Linked DNA regions of Homo sapiens: region 1 is linked to region 2. Evidence: chromatin contacts called from ENCODE Hi-C data. All regions are on one chromosome and are shown on one strand. Each heading gives the region's core, a stretch centred on a gene start or an enhancer-like site at or near the end of the contact. The rest is flanking DNA. Distances are from core to core; before and after follow the strand shown.

Region 1 (6,888 bases), core at 885-3,384, 440 kb after region 2:
TGCCGGGGCCATGCTCAGGACTGTCCTCTGGAGACCGGGGGCCTGGTTCCAGCTCAGCAGCTGACTCACAGTGTCAACAGATCCCACTTGCCCCCACCGGGAGCATGTGCGCTCAGGGCCTCTAATTCCCTATGACAGGCCCTCAACCTTCCGGCTCCCTTCCTCCCAATCACATCCCGTGCCACCATTTCCTATGGCTCCTGCCTCCAGCCCTGGTCTCTTTACTTGATGAGACTCTCTGACCTTTGTACAGTCTTTCGCTGTTTGCAAAGTGTTTCCACGTGCACCATTTCCTTTCATTCTTTACTACCAGACCACCATGTGACATGCCTTGATTGGTGAAGTCACCTGCTGAAGGTCACACAGCCAACACTGGAATTAAAGTGATATGGCTCCAAAGGCATCGGACAGTGCTCCGGTTATAGGGAACTCATCAGCATCTCCAAGCACCCACCTTGGCAATTTGGCGACCACCTGCCACCCTACCCTCAACATCATCTTTTTGGACTCATAAGTGCCTTCCCCAGCACAAGCTCAACCCTGTGATTCTTCTACCACTGATCCCACTCCCCCAAGAGATCCACAAAGAACTGAAGATTTCCCCTACACTGTAAGACTTCTCTAGGAGGAGCTGCAAATTGCTTCTCTGTAAAGTAAGGCACTAGGTGATGCTGAGTGAGACCTTCACCCAAAGCTTCCCAAAGGACTGGTGAGAGCAAACACAATCTCAGCGCAGATGGAGGGGTTTTAACATAGGAGCTAAGCAGAGAGGACAGACAGAGCCCTTGGAAAGGAATTTAAGCCTGGGGGTGGGAGTCCCGGTGGCCCCAGCAGATTCCCAGTGGCTGCAGAATCATCTTTCAAGCATACCCCAATCGATCCAATCCTCTGGACCCAAAGGCTCCCCAGCATCAAAGAAGAGAGGCAACTCCCAGATACCCTGGAGTGAACCCATCAACCCAGGGAGAAGGCAGGACCCCGTGACTACAGATAGATGGTGCGCCATACCACTCCCTCACTCGCTGACCCGGGTTACCTCTTGGTCCTGCTTGCTTCTCAGGACATATTCTGGGACACCGATCACCACTGAAAATCATCCACCCCTCCCTTCATTCCCAAAGCTAGATGAAAAGCTAGATGAATGGTTCTCTCTACCTTAGCCCAGGACAACGGTAGTGCCTGGAAGGTCTCTATCTGGGTTACCATCAGGGCCCTTGTGGTAGAAGCTTCTCCTGGCATCTCTTGTTTATGCCCATTATAAAGGACACCAACCTTCTCCCAGCCTTCTGCCCTCCTCAGTCCAGTGTACCCAACAGGCATTAAAACTGGACCCCCATGACAGAGGCAGTGTCCCCTTCATCGCCCGTGAGGAAGGATGGGCATTTACCCTTCCCATTCATCAGGATGGGAGGGCCACGGACTCCCCCCGCGGCAGTGCCGGGTAGCCCCCCGCACCACACCGTGCCAAGGCCCTTTCTCACAGTCATGCCAGGAACTCTAGCCATGCTGAGAACACCAATTCTTCAAGCCCCCAGTGCTATCACCCCAGATCATGTCAAGCCCAAGGCCAGAACCATCCCAACACCCAAGCAATGGCAGCACTTCCTCACACCCATGCTAGCGGCACCACCATGCCGGCACGAGCTGGCCACCTATCCCATAACCAGTCCGAAGGCCGTGCCCATCACCTACCTGTGCAGACAGCTGCACCACCTCACACCTGCGTGGCCACCACCGCACCAAGGTGGAGGCGAGTCTTCTGAGACCCGTTCCAGGAAAACCACGCCGCCTGTGCCGGACCCACGTTGCCCACGCCCGTGCCACGCGTGTCACCATCCCCACGCTGGTGCCAGGGGCTCCACAGACCTCACACCTGCCACGGGCGCGCGTGGCAGCTGCAACTCCGCCCGCCGACCCGTCGGGCCGGCCACCGCGCGCCCTGGACACTGCCCAGCCCGCCGCGCCGCTCGCACCGCGCCCGCGCCCAGGACCGGCCCGCCGCGCCGGAGGCCCCCCTTACCTCCCGCCCGCCGCAGGGCTCGGCCCGCCGCCGCGACCGCCACCTCCATCCTGGGCTCCCCAAGGCCCCGATTCACTAACGCCGCTTCCGCAGGGCGCCGGCGCCGGCGCGAAGGCCGCCTCCGCCCCCCGGGGGACGCTGCGTCCTTTACGTAAACCCCTCTCCGCCGCCAGCGGTGACCATGGCGACGGTCGTGGGGAGGCAGCGCCCCCTGGCGCCAGGGAGGGGAGCGGCGTCGAGGCCAGGGAGAGCCGAGTCTTCCGCGGGCGCCGGCCCTGCGCGTGGGGGCGGTGGGCGCCTGGCTCAGGCTCGGCTGGGGTCCCGTGGGCGGCCGGGAGGGGCTGGACTGGCCGCGATGCGTGCGGGGAAGGGAGCCGCCTGGGTGCCTGCCCCTCCTTTAGGTCCCTCGTGACCAGTTTTAGCGTGGGAGAGGGAAAAAAGGAAGTAGGATCACTGGAGAACTGGTTCATTTGTGGGGAGGAGAGAGACGGGTCCCACCTCCTCGGGGTGACTGAACTCTGCTTGAGAAGTCAGAGCATGGCTAGAGTTCCTGGCGTGACTGTGAGAAAGGGCCTTGGCACGGTGTGGTGCAGGGGTCTACCCGGCACTGCCGTGGGGGGAGTCCGTGGCCCTCCCATCCTGATGAATGGGAAGGGTAAATGCCCATCCTTCCCCACGGGCGACAGAGCCCGTGGGTACCCTGGGTACCCCCTCCTCCCTACCACCCCCCCACCCCCCACCCCTACCCCCGTTCCCAGTGCCCAGCATCGTGCCTGGTCTCCAAAGGGGTTTACTTGGTCAATTTTGAATTTCTGGTAAATGAAGAAAACCGCCCCTCCTGTTCCCCTTCACGCCCTTTCATTCACCGTAAGTCGCTTACACCTCCCTGGGAGCACTGTGCTGAACTGGGGGAGTGGAGCACAGAGAGGAGCAGAAGGCGGGCCCTGACTTCAAGGAGCTCATTCTGCTGGGGAGGAGACGCAGATGGAGGGGGTTTTAACACAGAAGCTAAGCCGAGAGGACAGACAGAGCCCTTGGAAAGGAATTTAAGCCTGGGGATGGGAGTCCAGTCTGCAGGTCGGGATGACTCAGCTGGGTCCCAAAGATCCAGTAAAGATTCATCAGAGACAAAAAGGGGAAGAACGTTTTCTTTCAGGCAAGAGAAGTGCCTCTAAAATGTTTCCTAGGCCCTGTTGCCACCCCCAAAATCACAGTGATCGCGCAGTTCAGTAGAAGTGGGAGCCATAGGTGAACAAGGAGGTGTGGGTAGTGGGGTGCCCGGCTTGAGCAGAAGCCTCGGTCTGAAAATTACGTGGACATTTGGGTTGGAAATGAGACTGTGAGGCCAGGACTGCCTTTTATTGAAGCAGATGGAGCCACTTCTGGAAGGAGTTCTGTGTTACCTGTGATTATTTAGAAAGCAAACTCACGTAGGTAACAAGGAAAATGAGGAGTGGGCGCATATACCCAGTGGGGCACCTCAGGGGATTCAAGGAGGAGTTGAATTCCTCAAGGCTCAGGAAGGGCAGAGATCAGGGGAGGCTTTAAGGGACAACTGTAGCAGTATCAGTTTAGGGATCTTCTTTCTAGATCATTGCCATTAATCAGAATCAAAACTGCCAGATTGGATGTCTCTTGGTTCAAAGTTCCCGATTCCCAGAAAAAAAGAATCTTATTAGTCCAGATCAGGCCACGGTCAATCAGCTATGGCCAGGGCAGAAAGTGCTTTGTGATACAAACATGTCAGTCCACTTTTCCCCGTTGAGAGACACTCCCAGAGGAGGAGAATCATGACCTGAACAGCCAGTCCAAAGACTGTCGGCCAGGGGCGGTGGCTCATGCCTGTAATCCCAGCACTTTGGGAGGCAGAGGCAGGTGGATCACCTGAGGTCAGGAGTTCGAGACCAGTCTGGCCAACATGGTGAAACCCTATCTCTACCAAAGTACAAAAATTAGCCTGGCATGATGGCAGGTGCCTGTAATCCCAGCTACTCGGGAGGCTGAGGCGGAAGAATCACTTGAACGTGGGAGGCAGAGGTTGCAGTGAGCCGAGATCGTGCCATTGCACTCTAGCCTGGGCAAGAGAGCCAGACTCCATCTCAAAAAAAAAAAAAAAAAAAGGCTGTCTACTACGGATCCATCCCTTAGCTGTCCCATGTACACAAACTCACATGTGTCCATGTGCACACATGTGTCCCGACACACGCCAGTCCTTCTTCCCATTCCTCCAAAGTTGTCTTCACCAGACAAGTACCAACAGTCACCTTCACACTTGATGTCATGAGGCTACTATTATTTCAAGATCTTCAAGGTGATTGATCCCATCTGGTCATTTAACTGAATTAAAGGGTTACTTTTACCATCACCAAATCCTTTGAACTCTTGCTACTCAGAGTGAGACATTGGCACCACCCAGAAGCTTAACGGGAATGCATAATCTCAGGCCCAAGAATCTCAGGTTGGCAACAAGATTCCCAGGTGATTTGAATGCACATGAAAGGCTGAGAAACACCACTATTATAAATGTTAGGTGACCGGGTGCGGTGGCTCACACCTGTAATCCCAGCACTTTGGGAGGCTGAGGCGGGTGGATCACCTGAGGTCAGGAGTTCAAGACCAGCCTGACCAACATGGTGAAACCCCATCTCTACTAAAAATACAAAAATCAGCTGGGCATGGTGATGGGCACCTGTAATCCCAGCTATTCGGGAGGCTGAGGCAGGAGAGTTGCTTGAACCCGGGAGGTGGAGGTTGCAGTGAGCCGAGATCCCGCTACTGCACTCCAGCCTGGGCAACAGAGTGAGACTCCGTCTCAAAAAAAAAAAAAAAAAAATAGGCCCAGCGTGGTGGCTCACGCCTGTAATCCCAGCACTTTGGGAGGCCGAGGCAAGCAGATCACAAGGTCAGGAGTTCAAGGCCAGCCTGACCAACATGGTGAAACCCCGTCTCTACTAAAAATATAAAAATTAGCTGGGTATGGTGGCGCGCGCCTATAATCCAAGCTACTCAGGAGGCTGAGGCAGGAGAAGCGCTTGAACCTGGAATGCGGAGGTTGCAGTGAGCCGAGATCACGCCACTACACTCCAGCGACAGAGCAAGACTCCCTCTCAAAAAAATACATACACACATAAATGTTAGGTGAAAGGAAAAGGAAAGATAACAAAAACATTTTCAAATTGTGATTCATATTTTCTTAAAGGGGGAAATGGTCAACTATTTAATCTTCAACAACTCTAGTAACAAGCAAGGAAAGACAGGGAGGGACTGCAGTCTTTATTTTTGCAATTGGTCACAAACTCCTAGAAGGTACTAGCGAATTCCATCCTCTAACGCCTTATTTCTGTGTTCTGCAGGTCTCCTGCCCGATTCTTATTCAGTCAGGATTCTTTGCCTGACAGACTGACCTAAGCCTTCTTCTTGAGGGCTGAGCCATGGCTGTAAGGCATCTCAGCAGGCTTCCAGCAACATCGACCACTGGGTACAATGATGTAAGAGGTCCTTCACGGGGGTGTGGGTTCTACCCATGGTGTGTGTGTGTGTGTCTGCGTGTGTCAAAGATCCCCAGATGGCCAGTCCCAGTTTCCAGTGGAACCACAATGGTGCCTCCTGATGGATTTGCTCCTCCCTTCCATTCTAAAACCACCAGACACACAATCAAAACCCAGAGCCGCCTGCACAGGAAACAGGCATTTTGATGAGAGAGAGGGGCACCCTCATCACTTCTATTTCTAGTTCCAAGACGCTTTGGAAGAAACATATCAGAAAGGGTGGCTGTTCCAGAGCACACACTCCCCACAGACCTGACCTGGTCCAGCTACCAGAGGTGCATCCTCTCCACGCCAAAGCCATGCCTGGCCTTCTCTCTGAGCACCTTCAGGCCCAGTTCTGACAGCATTTGGCCAGGTGTCTTTGGAGATAGTCACCAGCACTGTGAGCAGACAGGAGCTGGGGAGGAGGACAAGAGCGAGGGCACCAGAACAGACAAGTCGTAGACTGGTCCCAGTCCAGCTGTCAGGCTGTGCTCCCTCCGCTCTGTGCCAAGTTCCCACTCTGGCCTCAGTTTCCTTCTGAGTCCCAGTGGGGATAATAACATGACTCTTCCTCCTGCGGGGCTGTGCAGATTAACTAATTAATGAGTGTGACAGCGTCTGCATCCACAAAGGGGCTGATTAAATGCTGAGTGTTGTTATTAGTAGCTGTGGCAGTTGTGTGACAGGCAGTTGGCTGGAGACAGATCTGCCCCCTGCCTCCTCCCCATGGAGGACCCAGATGGAAGGGTCCTCCATCTGCCCCATGCTCCGCAAGCCGAACATCTTGCAAGACAAAGCCAGGATGATTTTTAGCACCCCAAAGACAGCATAGAACTTTTGCGCATTTCCCCTGTGCTGGAATGTGAGTCACAGCCGAGCTTCATAGTGTAATCTATCTCCGACAGCTGGCACAGCTGTACCCTGCCCCAACTCAGCTCCCAGCAGCTGCAGGATGGGATGGCTTGGTCAGTAACTGCAGTAGGGTAGAGCTGCCTGCAGAAAGACAACTGCAGAATTCCTAAGCTGAGCACCATCCCCTGACTGTATTGCCCTGTGGAGGCAGGGATTGAGTGACCACCTTTCCTCACTGCCTGAGATAGTGGGAGCCAATATGACACCTTGGCTAAGCAGTCAGGGGAATTCAAAGCATGCAGGGTTTTAAAGTATAAAGTATCTGCTCATGGCCGAGGGAGATATAGTGACTATATTTTAGCTTGGCTGCAGGGTATAGGATAACTGGATGAAATCACAGCTCTGGGGCATGATAGCTTTAGCCTAGCTTATTCCCAGACGTAGAAAGTCCAGAGAGGCCTCCGAGCTAAACAGTGAATGTGACTT
Region 2 (6,764 bases), core at 1,095-3,594:
GTGTGGTGGTGCACGCCTATAATCCCAGCTACTCAGGAGGCTGACGCAGGAGAATCGCTTGAACCTAGGAGGCAGAGGCTGCAATGAGCCAAGATCACACCACTGCACTCCAGCCCAGGCAACAGAGGGAGACTCTATCTCAAAAAAAAAAAAACCATGCACAACTCAGCCTCCCACCTACAATGGAAGGTCTTGTAAGGAAGGGATAAATTGCTGACCCCTTGATCCCTCACAGGGCGTAGCACCAGGTCAGGTTTCAGTCTCATGGGACTTCCTCAGGCTTGATTCAAGGACACAGTAGTCTTTGTTCCTCAACAAGCTCTGCCCTGCGTCTGGAACATTGTCTCACATTTTGTATGGCTCACTCCTCATGGCTTGGATCTCAGATCCTCAGGAAAACCTGAAAACCAATCTAAAGTAGCCCCAGCCATGATCCCATTCATTGATTGTAATTCTCTGCAGAGCACTTGCGTGCTTGTTTACCTGTTGCTTACTGCCTGTCCCTGCCCACTAAACAATTGCTCTCTGAGGGCAAACCCCTGTCTGTCTTGCTCATCGTTGAATGCCCAGAGCACAGCAGTGCCTGGCAACAAGGACTATTTGTTAAATGAATTAATCCACCCATCAACTCTACACCTAGAAATAAACATCCTATAGGTGCTCATCCCACCACACAAAGGGCACCAAATAAACTTAATCTGCACAGGTTAGAACTGACCAACACATGTTCAAAACCCCTGTTCCCAGATGCCAAGGGCAGCAATAATCAGGGCAGGGCCAAATGGGCAGGATCGTACAGGCTTTGGGCTGAAACCTCGGCTCTGCAGCCAGCCAATCATGGGCAAGCCCTTTTCACTGTCATCCCTCACCTTCCCCTAACCCTTCTGCACCCAGACCACAGCCCTGGCAAAGCGCAGGACCTCAGGCCAGAAAAGAGAAAACTGTTTAAGGAAGCCAAAGGTTTGCAGAGAAAAGCAACAACTGGCTAACTTTTTAAAAAGTATTTGTTCAAATGGGCAACGTGGATGAGAGCTTCTTTCACAAAGTCCATGAAAGCAATTGGACTTCTTTCACGGGGAGGTTTGCTTCTAGCAGACCTTAGCGCAACGATTTAAAAAGGGTTACCGTAAGTTAAAACAGAGGTGACCCTGAAAAAGAAGGAATCAGTGTACCAAGAATCAGGCTCCTGGAAGAGCAGCAAAAATCTCTTCTTCAACCCATGTAAGCACCTGCACACAGATAAAGAGCACTCAACACCTCACCGAGGAAGACACTCTCCAGTCTTCCTCCTCTCCAACACTTCTTCCACACCATACACCAGACTGAAGGCCCCATCGTCCTCCTCTATGACTCCTGTCCTTTTCAGGGTGCTGTAAGTTGGGCGCCTACCACACCTCTGTGCAGAAAGCGCATAGCAGCTGCTCCCATTTACTGAGTCATACTCCATGCCCGAGTCAGACATCATCTCATTTAATTCTCACCACAACCTTGAGGATACGCATGGGCAGATGAGGAAATTGAGGCAAAGAGAAGTCAAAATCAGCCGGTAAATCAGGGGCATAAATAGAACCGTGCCCTTAACCACGGGCTATACCGCCTTTAAACCGTGCCCTTAACCACTGGCTATACCGCCTTCTAGATATCAACTTCTGAAAGGCAGGTGCCCAGTCTTGGCTCTGGGCAACCCCGCGAGCAACCCATGTTAGCTGAATGAGACTGAACCGCTGACAGCGAACAGGCTTGGGGAGTGACAAGGGGCGGCCCAGCCTCCGGAAATGGTCAGTTTAAAATGCTGCTCAGCTGGGGGCGGGGGCGTTGAGAGAGGGGTTTAACTGCACAGAAATGCCATCTGGCATCATTCCGCCAAACAACCGGGTTGGTTTCGGGCTTCCTGCGCGTCCAAGTCAACACTAATCCTCACAGGCACAAGGTGCCAAGCAGCCGGGAGCGGAGGGAACGGGGCTATGCTCTAGGAAGCTGAGGGCCTAGGTGGAAAGGGTGGGAGGCATCTCGGGCCCGAGAACCAAGGCAGGCGACCTCGCCACTTGGAAGAGGTGACCCTCATATGCCCAGGTAGCCAGGGGCTGGGGTGGGGAGTCACGACCCTGGTCCGGAGTCGACAGGGACGGAGCAGAGGACCGGGGAAAAAATCGCGAACCACCCCCCAATCCCCACGCCCACGCGCACTCACTCGACTGCGCCACGTCCCCTGAAGGCTGCTCCGATCCAAGTCCGGTGGTATCCCTAGGTAAGGCCCCGCTTGCCCAGACCCACTTGGCTCCGGGCCTTCGGGACTCACCGCACGGGAGGAGCAACCAGGCGGCGCAGCGCGGGCGAAAACTATGATTTTCAAAACTGAAGGCTCAGCCAATCCTCGGCAAGTTTGTCCGGGCGGTTGCAAAATTTTAAGCCAATCAAATAACAGGAAGTACCAGTCAGCCCTCCTATTGGCCATATCCACTAGCAATCTGCGGGACTAAGAGGCGGGGAAAGGAAGCGAAAGACTTTAAGCCCCCTCAGCTTCCGGGTGCTGCGGCCGCGGCCGAGAGAGGAAGTAGATCCCCGCCTGGGAGGAGCCCGCAGACCTGGAACTACGAGTCCCGGCGAGCACTGCGAAGGCCACGCGCGGCTTTCTTTCTTCTCCAAGCACGGTGGCAGTCTTCTGATCTCTGCTGCTTTTTTTTCCTCATAAAAACATGTATGTATATACTTACATTGCTGAAAGACCAGCTTTTTAATGTAACAAATTATCTAGGTACAGAAGTCATAGGTTCCTCTTCCCATGAGAAAAACATTCCTCAAAATACAAACCAAACAGCATCCCAGAGGGAGTAAAATTTCATTGTACTGAAACATATACAAATTAAGGCTACCTTGGTATATAAACAATTTAGAAATTATGATGGAATAGTTCCACCAAATCATTTACGTATAGGAATTCATGCCATTTTTTAAAGAATTGGTAGTGGGGCTCAATTCAAACAATATTATGCATCCTTACATTCAACTTAATACACTTAGCAGCTATAAGGAGTGTAACTGTAACCCCACTTCCTGAAATCTCAGGAGTAATGTTAAAAATCCAAACCCATCAAAGGCCAGGGTGTTACGGTATTTGGCTCATGAATCGAAAAGCCTAATCATTTCAATTTAATCTTTACAAGTAGAACAAGATCCAAACATGGGACGTTTTCTTATTTTTCTTTGCTTTTGTGGTTGTAATGCCCTTTTGGTTTTCTGAGCAAGCTGAATACATCTGATAAATACTACCATTGGACAAAGGATCTAAACATTGAGATGTTTTACTAAATCAAGGTTTCAAGTTGGCACAATGTTTTTACTAAGTCATATTTCAATTAGTTCATCTTTCCAATATGGAGGCGGGGGGGGAAAGACAAGGACTAATATGTCCTATAAAGAATCTCTGGCCGGCGAGATCCCGCCACTGCACTCCAGCCTGGGCGACAGAGCGAGACTCCGTCTCAAAAAAAAAAAAAAAAAAAAAAAAGAATCTCTGGCCGGGCGCGGTGGCTCACGCCTGCAATCCTAGCACTTTGGGAGGCCGAGGCGGGTGGATTGCCTGAGCTCAGGAGTTCGAGACCAGCCTGGGCAACACAGTGGAACCCTGTCTCTACTAAAATACAAAAAAAAATTAGCCGGGCGTGGTGGCTTGCACCTGTAATCCCAGCGACTCGGGAGGCTGAGACAGGAGAATCGCTTGAACCCGGGAGGCAGAGGTTGCAGTGGGCCGAGATCGCGCCATTGCACTCCAGCCTGGGCCACAAAAAGCAAAAAACTCCGTCTCAAAAAAAAAATCTCTGCCGCTTTTGAGAAGTAAAAACAAAACGCCTTGTGAATGGCAACGGAGTGTGCGTTTATCTAGAGCCTTCTGTCATCTCTTGGGCGACAGAATCCTTGGTCACCTACCCTGGTACTGGACGTTTCTTGAGAGAAGTGGTTCTCATGCAGAGGAGGTTTTATCCCACCTCCGCCCCCCACATTTGGCAGTGTGTGAATTCATTTGGGTTTGGGAGAAGGGGTTAGTGGTATTTGGTGGGTAAAGGCCAGGGATGCTGCTGAACGCCATCTAGTGCATAAGACAGTCCCCACAGCAAGGAATTACCCGGCCCCAGATACCAGAATTGCTGCTGTTGAGAAACTGCTTTAGACAAAGTCACTTTACTCTGTGAGTCAAGGTTGCTGTTACCTGTAAAATAAGGCAGTTCAATCTTGAAGAGATTTGTACATCCACGGTCAGCTACCAACAGATAGTTTACCCTGTTCCCAGGTCGTCTGTAGTATTTTTCCTCTCCCTTTCTTCCCTCTCTTTATCAATTCTGTTTTTGCCTTTGTTATTTTACTCAGTTTACCAACTGACTCCATCATATGTGAGTAAATAATTTGTGAGCAAATTAACTAAACATTTCTGAGTTATTCTTTGAAGAATGTAAATAATTGGAAATCAGCTGAATCATAAAAGGATATGTTACCCAATCGTTAATCATTCTGTTTATTAATTCTGACATGAGTATCTCAAATTGTTTATTTGATTGTTACCTCGGAGAGTTTTCTACCCTGTGCAGTGCACTTTAGCAAGTTTCCAAGGGGATTAAGGTCCGTCTTTCTCAAGAGAGAGAAGAGCAACTATAAAAGGGGCTGAGGGGGCCGGGCGTGGTGGCTCACGCCTGTAATCCCAGTACTTTGGGAGGCCAAGGTGGGTGGATCACCTGAGGTCAGGAGTTCAAGACCAGCCTGACCAACATAGAGAAACCCTGTCTCTACTAAAAATACAAAATTAACCGGGCATGGTGGCATATGCCTGTGATCCCAGCTACTTGGGAGGCTGAGGCAGGAGAATCGCTTGAACCTGAAAGGTGGAGGTTGCGGTGAGCCGATATCGTGCCATTTTACTCCAGCCTGGGCAACAAGAGTGAAACTCCGTCTCAAAAAAATAAAAAAGAAAAGAAAAAAAGGAGGGGGGCTGAGGGAAAGGAAAACTAGTTTACTCCAGCCTGGGCAACAAGAGTGAAACTCCATCTCAAAAAAATAAAAAAGAATAGAAAAAAAGGAGGGGGGCTGAGGGAAAGGAAAACTAGCTAATGGCAGGTACATTCACAAGCAGATAAAAGAAGAAGTACAGTGCAGGCTGGGCGCGGTGGCTCATGCCTGTAATCCCAGCACTTTGGGAGGCTGAGGTGGGCGGATCACTCGAGGTCAGGAGTTCGAGACTAGCCTGGCCAACATGATGAAACCCCATTTCTACTGAAAATACAAAAAAAAAAAAAATATGGGTGTGGTGGCGTGCGCCTGTAATCCCAGCTACTCGGGAGGCTGAGGCAGGAGAATTGCTTGTACTCAGGAGGTGGAGGTTGCAGTGAGCCGAGATTGTGCCATTGCACTCTAGCCTGGGAGATAAGAGTGAAACTCCATCTCAAAAAAAAAAAAAAAAAAAGAAAAGAAAAAGTGCATACAGGACACACCTAAGAGAATATGAAATTGACTCCCTTAAAACTCTCCTTTTATTTTCCCCAAAGTCTTCTTTCTACCCCCAGTGGGGGACGTATTTCTTGATTTGCAGACCAGTGGACTGTATGCAACATTCCCCTTGCATTGAGGGCCTCTGGGGTAAAAGCTACAAAGGTTCACCACAGTCAAAGCTTTTGTCTGACCACTGAGCCGAGAATAGCCCTGAGCAAGCACATAAGCCCAAGTAAGACCAGAAGACCAGGATATAATTGTGTCCGCCTCCCTCTGGGCTTGGTTAAACTGTCTATGGCACCTGGCTGAAGGATACAGACTTCCAGGACCAGAAAGAATACGTAGGTAATGTGTAACCAGACTCTTGGAATGTGGGCCACGGAGCCACCCCACCTTTAAGCTAGAGAGTCCCCAGCACAGCCTATGGACTTAGAATGTCCCATCAATATTATAGTCATGGGTCAGGCACAATGGCTCACGCTTGTAATCCCAACACTTTGGTAGGCTGAGGAGGGTGGATCACTTGAGCCCAGCAATTTCAGACCAGCATGGGCAACATGGTGAAACCTTCTCTCTACAAAAAATACAAAAAATTAGCCAGGCATGGTGGCATGTGTCTGTAGTACCAGCTACTCATGAGGCCGAGGTGGGAGAACCACTTGAGCTGAAGAGGCAGAGGTTGCAGTGAGCCAAGGTTGCTGTGAGCAGAGATTGCGCCACTGCACTCCAGCCTGGGTGACAGAACTAGACACGGGTTAAAAAAAGAACAAAAAAAACTTTTATAAAGAAAGAACTGTAGATTCTTTCTGTGCTGCTTCAATATGTAAATAATTTTAAAAGCCTTTTGTCTGTTTTACAACCTAGGAATGTCTTTCTCAAAAACATGGGTGCCTGGTGTGAGATGTCAACCCAGCAATGCCATTGCTGGGTATATACCCAAAGGAATATAAATCATTCTACTGTAAAGACGCATGCACCCATATGTTCATCACAACACTATTCACAATAGCAAAAACCTGGAATCAACCTAAATGCCCATCAACAGTAGACTGGGTAAAGAAAATGTGGTACATGTACACCATGGAATACTATGCTGCCATAAAAAAGAACAAAATCGTGCCCTTTGTAGCAATATAGATGGAGCTGGAGACCATTATCCTAAGAAAACTAACACAGGTGCAGAAAACCAAATACCGCATGTTCTTACTTATAAGTGAGAACTAAACATTGAGAACACATGGACACAAAGAAGAGAACAATAGATACCAGGACCCACTTGAGACTGG

The links. A loop is a pair of places that touch in the nucleus more often than their neighbours do. Pooled maps may share reads with other maps.
Region 1: a loop to region 2 is called in a map of CD4-positive, alpha-beta T cell, with 3 times the contacts of the local background. The contact joins the promoter of DAGLA here to the promoter of INCENP in region 2. A Hi-C loop is called at or near these places in 3 of 168 maps with a recorded cell type or tissue (CD4-positive, alpha-beta T cell, CD8-positive, alpha-beta T cell and naive thymus-derived CD4-positive, alpha-beta T cell) and 9 of 50 pooled maps.

The regions. Positions count from the first base shown.
Region 1 is chr11:61,675,637-61,682,524 of GRCh38, reverse strand. DAGLA (diacylglycerol lipase alpha) reads right to left here and starts at 2,134. Exons shown (of 20, transcript NM_006133.3): 1 at 2,021-2,134.
Region 2 is chr11:62,119,591-62,126,354 of GRCh38, reverse strand. It overlaps INCENP (inner centromere protein), which reads right to left and starts at 2,344. Exons shown (of 19, transcript NM_001040694.2): 1 at 2,192-2,344. It overlaps LOC124902681 (a long non-coding RNA gene), which reads left to right and starts at 2,644. Exons shown (of 2, transcript XR_007062697.1): 1 at 2,644-2,698. RefSeq lists enhancers at 1,473-2,054, 2,044-2,113, 2,644-2,733.